Regions from separate parts of the Homo sapiens genome. Here region 2 is linked to region 1. Evidence: read pairs that join two places in POLR2A ChIA-PET (ENCODE). Cell type or tissue: Panc1. All regions are shown on one strand. Each heading gives the region's core, and the rest is flanking DNA. Links, peaks and the distances in the headings are about the cores only.

What was found. Peaks named below come from ENCODE experiments on the same cell type or tissue, not always from the same donor. Only the 100,000 strongest peaks of a DNase experiment are listed, where the experiment ranks them.
Region 2: POLR2A ChIA-PET joins it to region 1 with 8 read pairs; 3 of 35 experiments call an interaction of 5 or more read pairs at or near these places.

The regions. Positions count from the first base shown.
Region 1 is chr20:1,257,523-1,266,597 of GRCh38, forward strand. It overlaps SNPH (syntaphilin), which reads left to right and starts at 8,772. Exons shown (of 7, transcript NM_001318234.2): 1 at 8,772-8,875. RefSeq lists an enhancer at 8,458-8,607 and a silencer at 9,008-9,075. In Panc1, for the core only: no CTCF peak of the experiment used is centred there; no DNase peak of the experiment used is centred there; H3K27me3 peaks cover 525 bases.
Region 2 is chr20:1,411,455-1,420,529 of GRCh38, forward strand. LOC105372497 (a long non-coding RNA gene) reads right to left here. Exons shown (of 6, transcript XR_937193.3): 2 at 7,459-7,550; 3 at 5,930-6,101; 4 at 1-2,860. Among named protein-coding and RNA genes, the nearest start is that of FKBP1A-SDCBP2, 23 kb to the left of the region's middle. RefSeq lists an enhancer at 4,479-5,678. In Panc1, for the core only: no CTCF peak of the experiment used is centred there; DNase peaks (open chromatin) are centred at 2,897, 3,646, 4,167 and 4,707; H3K4me3 peaks cover 1,211 bases; H3K27ac peaks cover 5,000 bases.

The DNA of each region.
Region 1 (9,075 bases), core at 1,404-6,403:
CATCTGATATTGGTCTGTATTTTTCTTTTACTGTCTTTTTCTGGTTTTGATATCAGGGTTATACTGGCCTCATAAAATAACTTAGAAAGTGTTTCTTCATATTCTATTCTTCTACAATAGATTGTGTATATTTGTGTTATTTCTTCTTGAAATAGTTGATAGAATTCACCCATAAACAATGTGGATCTGGATATTTATATTTTGTAAAGTTTTTTTAACCATGAATTTAATTTTTTAGTTGTAGGACTATTCAGTTACCTATTTCATTTTGAATGAGTTTGGGTAGTTTCTTATTTTAAGTAATTGGTCTATTTCATCTACTTTTGTGAGTTTATGTGTGTAGAATTGTTCAGAGTATTCCCTTATTATCCTTTTAATGTCTGTGGGGTCCATAGTAATAACCCCTCTTTCATTTCAGACATTGTTAATATGTTTTCTCTTTTCAGTTGTGCTAGAGGCTTATTAATTTTATTGATCTTTTAAAAGATTTTCTCTTTTGTTTTTCTGCTTTCTGTTTCATTTCATTTATTCCTGCTTTTACATTTATTATTATTGTCCTTTGGCTTGCTTTGGGCTTATTTTGCTCTTTCTAGTTTTATTAAGGTGGAGGCTTAGATAACTGATTTGAGATCTTCCCTCTTTTCTAACATAAACACATAAAGCTCTGTTTCCTTCTAGGTAACTGATTTGAGATCTTTCCTCTTTTCTAATATAAACACGTAAAGCTCTGTTTCCTTCTAGGTAACTGGTTTGAGATCTTCCCTCTTTTCTAATATAAACACATAAAGCTCTGTTTCCTTCTAGGTAACTGATTTGAGATCTTCCCTCTTTTCTAATATAAACACATAAAGCTCTGTTTCCTTCTAGGTAACTGATTTGGGGTCTTCCCTCTTTTCTAATATAAACACATAAAGCTCTGTTTCCTTCTAGGTAACTGATTTGAGATCTTCCCTCTTTTCTAATATAAACACATAAAGCTCTGTTTCCTTCTAGGTAACTGATTTGAGATCTTCCCTCTTTTCTAATACAAACACATAAAGCTCTGTTTCCTTCTAGGTAACTGGTTTGGGATCTTCCCTCTTTTCTAATACAAACACATAAAGCTCTGTTTCCTTCTAGGTAACTGATTTGGGATCTTCCCTCTTTTCTAATACAAACACATAAAGCTCTGTTTCCTTCTAGGTAACTGATTTGGGATCTTCCCTCTTTTCTAATATAAACACATAAAGCTCTGTTTCCTTCTAGGTAACTGGTTTGAGATCTTCCCTCTTTTCTAATATAAACACATAAAGCTCTGCTTCTTGGTAACTGATTTGGTATCTTCCCTCTTTTCTAATATAAACACATAAAGCTCTTGTTTCCTTCTTGGTAACTGGTTTGAGATCTTCCCTCTTTTATAATATAAACACATAAAGCTCTGTTTCCTTCTAGGTAACTGATTTGGGATCATCCCTCTTTTCTAATATAAACACATAAAGCTCTGTTTCCTTCTTGGTAACTGATTTGGGATCTTCCCTCTTTTCTAATATAAACACATAAAGCTCTGTTTCCTTCTAGGTAACTGATTTGAGATCTTCCCTCTTTTCTAATATAAACACATAAAGCTCTGTTTCCTTCTAGGTAACTGATTTGGGATCTTCCCTCTTTTCTAATATAAACACATAAAGCTCTGTTTCCTTCTAGGTAACTGGTTTGAGATCTTCCCTCTTTTCTAATATAAACACATAAAGCTCTGCTTCTTGGTAACTGATTTGGTATCTTCCCTCTTTTCTAATATAAACACATAAAGCTCTGTTTCCTTCTTGGTAACTGGTTTGAGATCTTCCCTCTTTTATAATATAAACACATAAAGCTCTGTTTCCTTCTAGGTAACTGATTTGGGATCATCCCTCTTTTCTAATATAAACACATAAAGCTCTGTTTCCTTCTTGGTAACTGATTTGGGATCTTCCCTCTTTTCTAATATAAACACATAAAGCTCTGTTTCCTTCTAGGTAACTGATTTGAGATCTTCCCTCTTTTCTAATATAAACACATAAAGCTCTGTTTCCTTCTAGGTAACTGATTTGAGATCTTCCCTCTTTTCTAATATAAACACATAAAGCTCTGTTTCCTTCTAGGTAACTGATTTGAGATCTTCCCTCTTTTCTAATATAAACACATAAAGCTCTGTTTCCTTCTAGGTAACTGGTTTGAGATCTTCCCTCTTTTCTAATATAAACACATAAAGCTCTGTTTCCTTCTAGGTAACTGGTTTGAGATCTTCCCTCTTTTCTAATATAAACACATAAAGCTCTGTTTCCTTCTAGGTAACTGGTTTGAGATCTTCCCTCTTTTCTAATATAAACACATAAAGCTCTGTTTCCTTCTAGGTAACTGGTTTGAGATCTTCCCTCTTTTCTAATATAAACACATAAAGCTCTGTTTCCTTCTAGGTAACTGATTTGGGATCTTCCCTCTTTTCTAGTATAAACACATAAAGCTCTGTTTCCTTCTAGGTAACTGATTTGAGATCTTCGCTCTTTTCTAATATAAACACATAAAGCTCTGTTTCCTTCTAGGTAACTGATTTGAGATCTTCCCTCTTTTCTAATATAAACACATAAAGCTCTGCTTCTTGGTAACTGATTTGGTATCTTCCCTCTTTTCTAATAGAAACACATAAAGCTCTGTTTCCTTCTAGGTAACTGGTTTGAGATCTTCCCTCTTTTCTAATATAAACACATAAAGCTCTGTTTCCTTCTAGGCAACTGATTTGAGATCTTCCCTCTTTTCTAATATAAACACATAAAGCTCTGTTTCCTTCTAGGTAACTGATTTGGGGTCTTTCCTCTTTTCTAATATAAACACATAAAGCTCTGTTTCCTTCTAGGTAACTGGTTTGAGATCTTCCCTCTTTTCTAATATAAACACATAAAGCTCTGTTTCCTTCTTGGCACTGCTTTAGCTGCATCACACAGATACTTATACGTTGTATCTTCACTTTTGTTCTGTTAAAAATATTTTCTAATTTCCCTTGAGACTTGCAGGTCTTTTACCTGCAAATTATTTGGAGGTATAGGATGTTCAGTTTCGAAGGGATATTTCCAGTAATTGATTTTGAGTTTAATTCCATTATGGTAAGAGAACATACTTTAAATGATTTCAATTATTTCAGATTCATTAAGATTTATTTTATGACCCTATACTAAGTTGAAAATTTGTGTATACATTTTGACTCCCCAAAAACTTAACTACTAATAGCCTACTGTTGACCAGAAGTCTTACCTATAACATAAACAGTCAATTAGCACATGTGTTGTATATGTATTATATACTATATTCTTACAATAAAGCAAGCTAGAGAAAAGAAAATGTTATTAAGAAAATCATAAGGAAGATAAATATATTTTCTATTCATTAAGTGGAAGTGGATCAACATAAAGGTCTTCATCTTCATGGTCTTCACACTGAGTAGGCTGAGGAGGAGAAGGAGGAAGAGGAGTTAGTGTTGCTGTCTCGGAGATGGCAGAGTCAGAAGAAAATCCACATGGAAATGGACACACACAGTTCAAAGCTGTGTTGTTCAAGGATCAATTCTGTTCTGCATTTGTTAGGTGGAGTGTTCTATAAATGTCAGTTGGACCTAGTTAGTTCATAGTGTTGTTTAGTTCTTCTACATCCTTGTTTATTTTGTCTACTAGTTCTATCAATTACTGAGAAAAAGTGTTTGTGTCTCCAGCTATAATTGTGGATCTGTTTATTTCTCTTTTCCATTCTGTCAGTTTTTGCTTTATATATTTTGAAGTTCTTTTATTAGGTTATATACATTTATAATTATTACATCTTCTTGGTGAAATGACCCTTTTATTATTTTATAATAATTCTCTTTATTCCTGGTAATATTTTTTGCTCTGTAGTCTACTTTTTCTAATATTAATATAGTTATTCCAGCTTTCCTTTGATAAGTATTTGTATGGTATATCTTTTTTTATCTTTTACTTTTAGCCTACCTATATCATTCATTATAGTTAAAGTGAATTTCTTATAGACTGCATCAAATAAAGTCATTTTTTTATCCATTCGGATAACCTCTGTTTTAATTGAAGTGTTTAGATCACTTATATTTAATGTAATTATTGACATTTTTGGATTTCAGATTTTATTTATTTAGGATTTTTGGATTTTATTTTATTTTTTTTACTGTTTGTTCCCTTTATTTTTTATTCCTCTGTTTTCCCCTTTCTTGTCTTCTTTTGGAATATTTGGAATTCCATTTTTATTTCTTCTTCTTCTTTTTTTTTTTTTTTGACAGAGTCTCACTCTGTTGCCCAGGCTGGAGTACAGAGGTGCAGTCTTAGCTCACTGCAACCTCTCCCTCCTGGATTCAAGCAATTCCCATGCCTCAGCCTCCTGAGTAGCTGAGATTACAGGTATACAACCACCCCACTCAGCTAATTTTTGTATTTTTAGTACAGACCAAGTTTTATATTTTTAATAGAGACCTGTTGGACAGGCTCATCTTGAACTCCTGGCCTCAAGTGATCCACCCACCTCTACCTCCCAAAGTGCCAGGATTACAGGCATGAGCCAGTGCACCCGGCCTATGGTGTTTTTTTTTTTTTTTTTTTACTATATTTTTTGTCATAGATTTTAAAAATAGCTATTCTAGGGGTTACAAAATACATACTTAACTTTTCATGCTCTACTTAGAATTGATATTTTACCACTTCAAGAGGAGTGTAAAAATCTTACACCATATAGGTCCCTTTATATTGTAAAGGAATATACATACTCCTCCTTTATATTGTACTAGTCTTATCTACACACATTGAACCCCCATCAACAATTGTTGCTTTCCACTGTCAAACATGTTTTAAAAGATCAAGAGAAGAATAGCCTATTACATTTACTCAAATATTTACCATTTTTGTTCTCCTTCCTTCTTGATGTTCCAAATTTCTTTCTAATGTAATGTCCCTTTTGTCTGAAGAACTTAATTCAGTAGTTCTTTTAGAGCAAGTGTGCTGGCAATGGATTATCTTCATTTTCCTTAATTGGAGAATGTGTTTATTTCACTTTCATTTCTGAAGGATATTTTTGCTGGGTACAAAATCCTGGTTGACAACTCTTTTCTTTAAGCAATTAAAAAAAATTGTTCTGTTTTCTTCTGCCCTCCATGGTTTCTGATAAGAAATCAACAGTTATTTAAATTATTATTCCTGTATTTTTTTTTTTTTTTTGACACAGGATCTTGCTCTGTCACCCAGGCTACAGTGCAGTGGTACAGTCAGTCATAGCTCACTGCAACCTCGACCTCCCGGGCTCCAGCAATCCTCCCACCTCAGTCTCCCGAGTAGCTGGGACTACAGGCAAACGCCACTACACACAGCTGATTTTTGTATTTTTTATAGAGGTGGGGTCTCGCCGTGTTGCCCAAGCTGGTCTCAAACTCCTGGGCTCAAGCAATCTGCCTCTTGGCCTCCCAAAGTGCAGGGATTACAAGTGTGAGCCACTGCATCCAGCCTATTCCTGTATTATTAATGCATCATTTTTCTCTGACTGCTTTAAAGATCTTGTTTTGTTTTTAATTTTCAGCAGTAACTGAAAACTATTATTATTATCATTATCATCATTTGATTTATTCTCTCTGGGGTTCACCAGAATGCTGGAGTTTGGAGCTTTATTTACTCTGTTCCACTTTGCTGCCTACTTTCCACAGTTGAACTTGCATCTGGGACCAGGAGGTAGGAGGACAGTGACAAAAAAACAACAACAGGGGCTCACCCTCCCTCAGGACTACAGCTACTTTTATTGAAGAAGTTTCTCCTCCCTCAGAGTTTTAGGCACCTGTGGGTTCCTGCTGTCACAGACACCACTGCAGGATGGCCTAGGGCCTGGGTCATGAGACAATGGAGAAAAGATTTGAAAGGAAAAGAACAATGATATCTCCCACATACTCTGCGCATCAGAAGTCCCTTTTCCTGATCTTCAAGTCAAAACTAGGGAGATTCTTTGGGAGCTTTCTCTTTATTGAGCCCCAATTCCAGATTTTGATCTGCCTTGAGACCAGGACAGGAGTTATAGGAAGAAATAAAGATGATAAATTCACCACTAGTTCAGTGGTAGGGTATATCAAATTCTGGCTTCTTCCCCAGTGTGCCTGCTAGTATTTTGTCTTCAGAATCCTCAAATAGCTGCTACATGCATTTTGTTCAGGTTTTATTGCTGCATTCTGTGGGAGAGTATGCTTAGCCAGAATTGGAATACAATTGTTTTTGAAACTAAAAAAATTTTTAATGTATTTTCAACTAGTCCAAAACAAAACAAAATTACTAATTTATTAGGAATAATTTTGTTTTATACTTATAATCCTCATTTGTTGCAATTTACATTATAACTAAACACCAGTTCTCTTCTCAATCATCTGCTTCCTGATGATAAAGAGAATACTTTACTAGCTAACACCATTCCAGATGGGAGTAATGTGAGTGAAGTCACTGTCTTGCTTTGGGGAAGTTCCTTGTGGAGATTTCTGGGAAATGTAGTCTTCTAAGTACCAAGCAAAAAAAAAAAAAAACCCAAAAAAACCCCCACACAAAACCCCACACACATACACACATGAGGATGGGACAGCCAGGCATGGTGGCTCAAGCCTGTAATCCCAGCACTTTGGGAGGCTGAGGATTGCTTAAGCCCAGGAGTTGGAGACCAGCCTGGGCGACATAGTAAAGCCCCATCTCTATTAATAAACAAAACAGCATGGGAACAGACAAAAAAATATTTTAATGACAATCTCAGAAATGTTCTCCTTCTAAACATGTAATAATTACATGGCTTCCTTTGGTTTCACTTTTAAGTGTAAAAATGTCACTTATATAATTTCAGTGAGCATTAGAGCAGATAAAACATTTTATCAATTAACTTGCTAATATAGCATTAGGTGTTTTGGACAGAAGACCTCAACATTTCACATGGCTTTTTCAACTAGTTTCCTATTCCTGCTAAATTGCTCTGCCATGTTTTTCTAGAAAACATAATATAATAATGGCTATCTGATAGGATATGGTTTAACGGAATACAGGAGAAAATAGAATCAATGTCCTCTCCAAAATTTATTAGCATTTGTTGCAAAAAAAGTAATGGATTTATTGCAGCTCAGAGATACAGGAAAAGATTTGACTGTGAAAAGCAACAGTAAACTTAAAATAATTATTTTTTCATGTACATTATCAATATTAACTGTTTCTCACCAGGCCAGTACTGCAGAGTCATGATGTAAATCAGTGAAGTCACTTTACAAATTCTTCTCTTGGAAAAGTCAGCTTGGGGCAGAGAGTAGAGGGTACCAAGTTCAGCACCGGCGAGAGTAAACAGACTTAAGGACTTAAGAGCCTTAAGAGACTTAAGACAAAAGGACTTCCAGGATGGCATCTGGCCTAGTGTTCCCATAGAAGACTGGGGCCTGGCACAATGTGTGCTTGCTTTCTCATTCACTTAGTCAATATTTATTGAGCTCCTACTATGTGTTAGGCACTGCTCTGGGCACTGGAAATACAGCAAGGGAAAAAAACAAAGTTCCTTCCCTCATGAAGTGTACATTCTAGTGGGAGTGATAAATGACACATAGTAAATATACACTATGTCAGCTGGTAATTAAGTGTAGCAAAACTAGGGGCAAAGGAGGTGGAGAGGAGGGAGTTAGTATTTTATGTAGAATGGTTAAGGAAGCCCTCTCTGAGACAGTAACATTTGAGCAGAGACCTGGAGGAAAGGAAGGATTGAACCATGTGGCTCTCTGGTGTGTTCTAGGCAAAGGGGACAGCAAATGCAAAGGCCCAGCAGTGAGGCCTCAGCAAGAAGGACAGCTTGATGGGAGAAAAGTGAGTGATGGGGAGAGCCACGCAAGATGAAGTCAGAGAGCTGGAGTAAGATGAGGGCATGTGGCGGAGAGCGATACAGAAAACCACTGGATGGTTTAGAGCAGAGTAATGACAGATCAGACAGGCCTGGTTCAGAAAGAAGGAGCCCATTCCCACTCCACCTACTTCCCACACATGAAGCAGATAAGAAACCAAGCCCAGAAAGTGAGTTAACTTATCTAAAGTTGTATGGCTAGAAATGGAAGGGCTAGGCAGAAAATCCAGTTTTTTGGACTTTTTGGTCTTCTTGTTTTCCCTGTGACAGATGGAAGACAGAGGGAAAAGAGCCACAATTAACATTTTAAGTTGTGATTGTTTATCTCTCCGAGATCTTTCCAATGATTCACCTTTTTACTACTTAAGAGGAAAACATTTCCATTTTCAGACACTTAAGATTCCTGCTATCATTGTTAGTAGCCCAAGTGCTTGTCATTCACATTAAATACCCCTGGTACTCAGACTTGGTTTGGGCAATGAAAAATGTTCCTAAAGGCTTTTAGATAAAAATTACTATTTCACTAGAGCCAACTATGTGCCAGGGAGTGAGACTGGTATCATCACCCCATGTTAGAGAAGAAAAAGCTGAGGCCCAGAGAGGTGAAGGGACTTGCACAGGGTCACACAGCCGACCAAGACGCTTTCCACCACGCCCAATCGATCGCCCAGCTCAAAATACCGGCTGGTGTGTAGGTGGGAGAGGCCGCCGCTCCCCGTGTGCTCGTTGTCTCTGTTCCCAGGCCCTCTAGAGCAAGATACTAACTATCTCTTTAAGAAGGAAAGTAAAGACGGGCCGCTTACGCAGCTGCCGGCGAGCCGCCGACTGGCTGGTCCCCTCCATCCACCTCACCCTCCCCGCCCCTCCCTCCCGGCAGCCCCAGCCCCGGCGAGCACCCAGCTAGCCGCCTCCTGCAGGGGCTCGGGAGAGCAATTCGGCGGCCCCTGCAGGGCAGCTGAAGCCATGGAAGCCTCCGCAGGTGATGACAAGGACCCCGGGGATCTCCGGGCCCACCGCCCAGCTGCACCCGCCGCAGTCCAGAGTGCCGAGTGCCAGGGGGTGGGGTGGGGGCCGCGGGCCGCGAGGAGGAGGGGACGGAGCACCCGGCAGGCAGCCTGCCCTCCAAGCCTTCTGGCTGCAGCGGCCCAGCTGTCAGCGGCCGGGGGCTCAGCTGCCTGG
Region 2 (9,075 bases), core at 2,078-7,077, 150 kb after region 1:
ATAGACGATACTAAGGAATACACAAAAAACTATTAGAGCTAATAAACAAGCTCAGCAAAGTTGTAAGATACAATATAAATATACAAAAATATTTGTATACCTATATACCAGCAATGAATAATCTGAACATGAAATTAAAAACCAAATCTCTTTATAATACTATTGAAAATAATAAAATAATTAGATATAAATTTAACAAAAGAAATGCAAGACTTGTACACTGAAAACTACAAAACATTGCTGGAAAACATGAAAATGTATAAATAAATGTAGACATATACTATGTTCATGGATTAGAAGACCTAATATTTTTTAAATGACAACACTCTTCAAACTGATCTAAACATTCAATAAAATCTTTATCAAAATCCGAATGGCATTTTTAGCAGAAATGGAAAAACAAATTCTAAAATGGCAGTAGCTTCTTGTTCAGGGCTCCTTGTTAGTGAGATAATCTTCCTGTCTTCACTGATCCTCCTGACCTTCACCTGATGCTGTCCTATGTGGGAAAATGGAACACTGGAAAGCCAACACATTTTTTTTTCTTTGTCTCTGGACTTCACTATCCTAGTAAGTGAACAAAGTCTTGACTATTAATTTCATTTGGCTTATTGTCCTAACTGACCATCTCAACACCTGTCATCTTGACAATCTTAAATTATTAAATATAACAATCAAAAGACAGATTGGCAGGGTATATATGTTGTTTATGATAAACTCATTTCAAATTCAACAATTTAGGTGGCTGAAAGTAAGCGATATAATAAGATATATTATGCAAATTTTAGTTTAAAAAATAGAAGTGGCTAAATGAATATCAGATACAGTGGACTTCAGAACCATGAAATTTACTAGAGTCAAAGAGGGATATTACATAAGAATAAAAGGATCAATCCACTAGGAAGACAAAACAATATTAAATGTGCAGGCACCAAGCAACAGAGACTTAAATATGTAAAGCCAAAGCTAATAAAACTGAAAGGAGAAATAGACAAGTCCACAATTACAGTCAGGGGCATAAACAACCCAATCTCAACAATCAATTGAACTACTAGGTAGAAAATCAGTGAGGATTTAGAGGATCTGAACAACACCATTAAACAACGGTATCTAATAGGCATGTATAAAATACTCCAACCAACAACACAGAATATAATTAGTTTCAAGAACCCAAGAAGTATATACCAACATAGACATATCCTGGACCATGAAAGAAACCTCAGCAAATTTAAAAGAATTATAATTATAGAGTATGTTCTCTGACAAAAATGGAATAAGCCTACAAATCAATAGCATAAAGGCAGAAAATCTCTAAACATGTGGAAAGTAAACAACATACTTCTAAATAATCTATGGCTCAAAGAAGAAGTTTAAAGGGAAATTTAAAAACTACATAAAACCAAATAAAAGTAAAAATACAAGATATCAAAATATGTGGGATGCAGCAAAAGTAATGCTGAGAGGAAAATTTATAGCACTAAATGCTTAACTAGAAAAGATGAAAGGTCTCAAATTAGCAATTTAAGTTAGTACCTCTAGAAACTAGAAAAACAAGAGCAACATAAATTCAAAACTAGCATAAGGAAAGAAACAGTAAAATTCAGGGCAGATATAAATAAAATCAAAAACAGAAAAACTAGAAAAACTGCAAAAAAGCTGATTTATTAAAAAATAAATAAAATTGATAAGCCTCTAGCAAGATGGAAAACAAAAAGAAGATACAAATCACTAGTACCACAAAGAAACAGGGAATGCCAATATAGATCTTGTAGCCTTTAAAAAGATAATAAGGAAATACTGTAAATACATTGATGCTCATAAATTTGATAACTTAGAAGAAATGAAACAATTCCTAAAAAATAAAAAAAAACTTCCAAAACCCAACCAGGATGAAACAGATAGTTTGGTCAGTCCTAAAATCATTAAAATGGCCAGGCACGGTGGTTCATGCCTGTAATCCCAGCACTTTGGGAGGCTGAGGCTGGTGGATCACCTGAGGTCAGGAGTTTGAGACCAGCCTGGCCAACCTGGTGAAACCCTGTCTCTACTAAAAATTCAAAAATTAGCTGGGCATGGTGGCAGATGCCTGTAATCCCACTACTCAGGAGGCTGAGGTAGGAGAATCACTTGAACCTGGGAGGTGGAGGTTGGGAGCCAAGATCGTGCCATTACACTCCAGCCTGGGTGACAAAGCGAGACTCTGTCTCAAAAAAAAAAAAAATTCATTAAAATAACTGAATTCATAATTAAAATGCTCCAAGCTGGATAATTCTACCAAACATTTGAAAAACACAACACCAATTTTACACAATCTCCTCCAAAAAATAGAAGCAGAGGAAACACTTCTCAATTCATTTCATGAGGCCAATATTATGAGACGAAATAAAAAGAAAGAAAATTACAGACCAGTATCTCTTATTAATTCTGATGCAAAAATCCTTGACAAAATATAAGCAAGCCAAATCCAACAATGCATAAAAATAATTATTCACCATTATCAAGTTAGATTTATTACAGCTATGGTAGTTCAACATTCAAAAATCAATCAATCCACCATATCAACAAGCCAAGGAAAGAAAAGCATATAATCATATGAATTGATGCAAAAAGAAAGCATTTGACAAAATCCAAAACTCATTAAGTCTCCCAGCAAGTCATAAATAGTGCAAAATTATTTCAACTTGATAAAGAACATGTAAAACAATTATACAAAACAAAAAAATCCACAGCTAATATACGTAATGGTGAAAGACTGCTTTCCTCTTATGATGCTTTCCTAATGGCGCTTTCCTCCTAAGACGGAAACAAGGATGTTCTGCCTCACCGCTGTTATTCTACACGATACTGGAAGGTCTAGCCCCTGCAACAAGGGAAGAAAAAGAAATAAAATGCCCCACGTCACAAAGGAAGACAGAAAACTGTACTATTTATAGGTAACCTGTTTGACTATGTAGAAAATCTAGAGGAATTTAAAATGCAACAAACAAACTCCAACTAAAAAGTGAGTTTACAAGGTCATAAGACACTAGATAAACACACAAACATCAGTGACATTTCTATACACTAGCAGTGAATCTATGGAACAAAACTTTAAACCACAATACCACTTATAATCTCTCCAAAGAAAATGAAATATTTAGCAAAACATGCATAGCATATGTATGCTGAAAATTATAAAATACCAGATAAAAGAAATAAAAGATATAAATAAGTAAATGAAAATACATACTGTGTTTACAGATTGGAAGTCTCAACATAGTAAAGATATCAGTTTTCCCCAAATTTATCTGTAGGTTCAATGTTCATATCAAAATCCCAGCAAGATTTTTTGTAGATATAGATAAGTTTATTTTCCAATTTATAAGGACAGGTATAGTCTCTAGAATAGCTAAAATAACCTCAACAAAGAGGAATAAAGTGGAAGGAATCAATCTACTCAATATTAAGGTTTACTTTATAGCTACAATAATCAATACAGCTTGGTAGTTTCTTATAAAACTAAACATGCAACTACGATATGATCTAGCAACTGCACTCTTGAGCATTTCAGAGAATTGAAAACATGTTCACTCGAAAATCTGTACACCTATGTTCACGGTAGCTTTATTCATAGGAACTAATAACTAGAAACAACCCAGAAGTCTTTCAGTGGGTGAATAGTTCAGCAAGCTGCAGTATATATATGTCATTAAACACTCCTTAGCAATAAAAAGCAATGAACTGTTGGTATGTGCAACAACTTGGATGAATCTGCAAGGAATTATGCTGCGTGAACAAAAGCCAACTGCAAAAGGTTACATACTGTAGGATTCCATTAATATTTACTCCACAAATATTTATTTTTGCAATAATAAAAATTTTAAAATGGAGATCAGATTAGTTAGTGGTTGTCAGCGCTTAAGGATGGGTAGGGAGTGGCTGAAGGAAGAAAACGGGATGCTTATGAAAGGATAAAGTCTTTGATATCTTTGTGATGATGAAGGTATCTATCGTGATTACAGTGGTGAATACACACACCTATGCCTGTGATAAAATTTGCATAGAACTAAATACACACCACACACACACGAGTACACGTAAAAGTGGGAAAATCTGAATAAGATGGGTGGATTCTATCAATGAAAATATCCTGGTCATGATATTATACTACAGTTTTGCAAAACGTTATCATTGGGGGAAACTAGGTAAAGGGCATATATGGGATGTGTCTGTATTATTTCTTGGAGTCTGTAATTATTTCAATAAATATTTTAATTAAAAAAAGAAGCAAAATACATCTGCCTACTTTCTGATCCAGTAAATCTGCTTCTAGAAATATATTGAATGGAAATATTTGCATGAGACAGGGCAATGGAGGTGGGGGGAAGGGTTAGATTCCAATCAGTGTTGAAGCTGGAGCCACCAGGACTTGCCAAGGAATTGAGAGTATCCCCGTGTCTCTGACCCAGTCTCCTCACGGTTTCCCGGCTTCACTCTGCCACATCTAATCCATTTGCCATCGTGTAGCTGAGATGATCTTCTACAAATTCACCCTGACCATGCACCTCCCTGTAGAGCCTTCTATGGTCCCCCACTGCCCTCAAAAGCCAGCATTCTTTTCCCTGGCATAGGAGATACTTTGATCTGGCCTCTCTGACTCATGCTCAGTCCTGTCCTGCAGCTCCCCTGACTCATTGCATTCCCTCTTGACACGAAGCCTGTGCAGATGCTGTTCCCTCAGCCTGGAAGACCTCAGTCTGGGTGACTCATGCTCACGCTTTAAGTCCCTGGTCAGACAGCACTTCTTCCGGGAAGCCAGCCTGACCTTCTCAGCAGGGTTCTAAGACCCATATTTCCTGCCTAATCACAGCCTTTTGCAAAAGTGGGTGGTAGTTGTCTCCTCACTGGCTAGGCACACAGTAGGGGCTCAGAGTGTGATTCCTCCAAGTAGAGGGGCTCCCTGTTGCCTCAGGACTAAGTCCAGATTCTGCACCATGTTCAGGAGATCCTGTAGCGTCTGGCCTCTCCTGACCTCCCAGCCCTGGATCTAGCCCCCATCTCTCCACAACTTTCTTTATTCAGCCTGTTGGCTTTTAATAGTTCTTCTAACTCTCCTCATGGTCTTCTCTCAAGGCCTTTGTTGATGCTGTCTTCTCTGCCCAGACATGCCTCCTTCTTCCCATTTTCACCTGGGTACCTCCAACTCATCCTTCCCACTTCAGTTAAAACATCACCTCCTCCAGGAGGTTTCCCTGACTGCTGGGGCCAGGTGAAGGCCTCTGTTATGACCTTTCCCATGGTACTCTGTGCCTCCTCCCTTCCAATGCACATCGTACTTTCATTTATTATTTTTTGCCTGTAATTACACCGGAATGTGAACCCCATGAGGGCAGAGCAATTTATGTCTTGCTCACTGCTGAATAGTGCCTGGCACCTAGTAGGAGCTCAGGACATGTTTGTTGAATAAATGATTAATATCCCTCCTGAGAGACAAATGCAGGCATGTGGCTTGCCCAGTTGACCAGGGGCCTTTGTGAAGGGAACAGCAATTCTGGGCACCAACTGCATGACAGGTACTCTCGAGACCCCACTTATTCCTCACCATAGCCCCTTGTGATAAGTTTATCATCCTTATTCTACAGATGGGTAAACTGAGCTCCAAGAGGTGAAATAACATCTGTAGAATCACTGCTGGTAAGTGGGGAGTCAGGATTTGAACCCAACTCTCTGGCCTTTGAAATTGGTTTCTTACTACAAAAAAGCACTGCCTCTTGGTGGTAAGAAACCAACTGGTTTTTCCAGATGACCCTGGGAGCTAAGAAAACCAATGCTTCTTGCATGCCCGTTCTGCGCCAGACACTGACATGCTCATCTTGCTCAGGCTCACCACAGCGCTGTGCGGTGGGAATTAGAGGAGGAGCCTGAAGCCCTGAGAAGCAAAGCCACTTACCGAGATCACATAGCTGAGAAGAGCTGAGCCAGGATTTACCCCAGGGTGTTCTGACTCCAAGGCTGGTGGGCTCAGGCAGGGTGGCTACACATTGGTGCCACCTCCCACTTCCTGGACATACCAGAATGATGACAAGAGGCACTGGAAGCTCCCACCTAGGCCTGCAGGGTTACTACAGAAAAAGACAAAGATCCTTTGAGTCATCTGGGTGAGAAAAGGCAGGGAATGACAGGCACAGTGTGGTGTGCTAGTGATGGCCTGTGCACAGATGGGGCTTTGCCAGTCCCTTTGCAGGGTGGAGATAACTGAACCTGGAGAGAGTATGGATTTGAAACCCTGTCCCCAGCTTGCACAGGGCTGCAAATCACAGGGTTATACGTGTTTCCTGCCTTCCTGGTGTGAAAGTGGCTGAAGAGATTGTGAGGCCAGCCTCAGTTTTCCCATCCCAGAAGGGGAAGATGCCCTTAGAAGTTGCCCCTGCCCTTCTGGAGACCCTCTTGAGACTGCAAGATTGGCCTCAAGGAAGAGGTCATCAGGTCTTTGCCAATTGGTCCCTGGGGCCCAGAGAGGGGCAGAAACTAGCCCAAAGTCACACAGGGATGCTTGGCTGACCCAGAATTGGGGCAGGCTTTGGAATCCCCACCCAGTGCTCTTTTTGCTGCCTCAGGCTGCACTTATGCTACCCCCTTCCACTTGGAAAGCCAAGGAGATGAACAAGAAGCCACTGAGTCTAGGGGTGATGGTGGAGGATGTGCTGGAGGCTGGGAAAGAGAGTAGTGAGGATGCTGCCAGGGAGCTGAGGAGCCAGGGAGGGGAGGGCTGTCTTAGTTATGTCAGGTTGGGGTCTGCCACGCACCTGTCATCTCAGTCTCATGCTCTCATCTTGAAGGAACAGCACCCAGATTTTCCTTTAGGGAGTCCCCTCCCAACTGCCCCTAAGTCCACTCCCCATCCCCAGCTTCAAGGCTCAGCCCATCAGTAAACTTCATCTCCCTGGCTACAGTGATTGGTTTAGGCAGCGTCATATGACTCCATTTGAGCAATGAGAGGCAGCTCTGGGATTGTTGCTGGAACCTCTGTGAAAGCAGAGGAAGCTGGAAAGGATGTAATACAGTAGCTGCTGATGATCATCTTGCCACCATAGGGGTAAGTCATCTGGCAAAGAGGTCAAGATAATGCTAGCAGGGTTGAGAGCCTGAGGCAAGGACAGATCCCTGAGGACACTGTCTGGACGTCTGACAATGGGTCATCCTGGCTGCCCTCTTTCCTAGCCTGCAGCACATCCTCCACCATCAGCCCTACATCCTGTTACTCAGGCACCCAACCATGCCGGAACAGCTATGGAATTTCCAGTTTTGTGAACCAATATACTCTCCCTTTGGTTAAGGCAGTTTGAGTTGTGTTTCCATCATTTGCAATTAAAAGATTCCTGCTACAAAGCCCTCATGGATCTGCATTTTTTCTCCCAGGTCTCTTCTACCACTAGAGAGTTGTGGACTCTTGGCAAAGGAGTTAATAACACTACTCACAATTCATGTCTTCATTCAATAAATATTATTCTTTACTTCATATGTTCCACGCTCTGGTTGTTTTGTGGGGAGCAAAAGAGAAGTTCCCATTTCTGTTTATGTTAGAAACAAAACAAGACAAAAAACAAATTAACAAGCAAATACATACTGATTATAAAATAATGTGATGTGAAGAAAAAAACTGCTAAGAAAGAATAATGAGGTAGGAGGGGGCTACTTGAGATCAGGTGGTCACGCTGAGAGTTGAGAGTGGAAAGGAGCAGCTGGGAAGGTGTCTGGGAGAAGGCTGTTCTAGGAGGCAGAAACAACATGAACCAGAAGCTTGAGGAAAGACTGTTCACTAGAGGAACAGAAGGAAAACCAGGGAGGCTGGACAAGAACAGGGATGGGAAGCTGACTAGAGTGTAGAGAGAAAACTAGGAAGACCTCATAGGGCCTTGTGGGTTTGAGTGTAATTCAACCAAAGAAGCCACTGTTCTTGCCTCCTCTCTCATAGAAAGAGAACTCCTGATTTACTTATTTTTATTATTTTTTTAAACGGTTAACTTTTATTTTAGATACAGGGGCTACATGTACAGATTTGTTACATGGGTATATGGCATGATGCTGAGGTTTGGGGTATGGTTCCCATCATCTGGGTAGTAAGCATATAGTTTTTTCACCCACGCCCCTTCCTTATTTCTCTCCACCAGTAGTCCGCTGTGTCTACTGGAGTGTCTGTTGTTGCCATGTTTATGTTCATGTGTGTTGTTCCCATGTTTATGTCTGTGTGTGTTGTTCCCAATGTTTAACTCCCACTTATAAGTGAGAACATGTGGTATCTGGTTTTCTGTTCTTGCATTAATTTGCTTAGGATTATGGCCTCCAGATGCATGCATATTGCTGCAAAGGACACGATTTCATCCTATTTTATGGCTGCATAGTATTCCATGGTGTATATGTATCAAGTTTTCTTTATATAATCCACTACTGATGGCACCTAGGTTGATTCCATGTCTTTGTTACTGTGAATAGTGTGGAAATAAAGATATGAGTGCATGTGTCCTTTTGATAGAATGATTTATTTTCCTTCAGGTATATACCCAGTAATGGGATTGCTGGGTTAAATGGTAGCTCCGTTTGTAGTTCTTTGAGAAATCTCCAAACTGCTTTCCACAGTGGCTGAACTAATTTACATTTCCACAAATGTAACAGAAAGGCCCAAAATTAACAGTAGATAAGACTTTATTTCTCTCAGGGAGAAAAAAAAGTCAACGTATAAAGCAACTCTTTATAAGGGTTCTCTTTTCTTTGCAGCCTCGCCGGCATCTGTTGTTTCTGACTTTTAATAATAGCAATTCTGACTGGTGTGAGACGGTATCTCACTGTGGTTTTGGTTTGCATTTCTCTGATGATTGGTGATGATGAATATTTTTTTCAAGTGTTTGTTGGCCACTTGTATTATCTTCTTTTGAGAAGTGTCTGCTCATGTTCTTTGTCCATTTTTTAATGGGGTTATTGTTTTTCTCTCATTTATTTGTTTGAGATCCTTATGGATTCTGGGTATTAGACCTTTGTTGGATGCAGAGTTTATGAGTATTTTCTCCCATTCTGTAGATTATCTGTTCATTCTGTTGA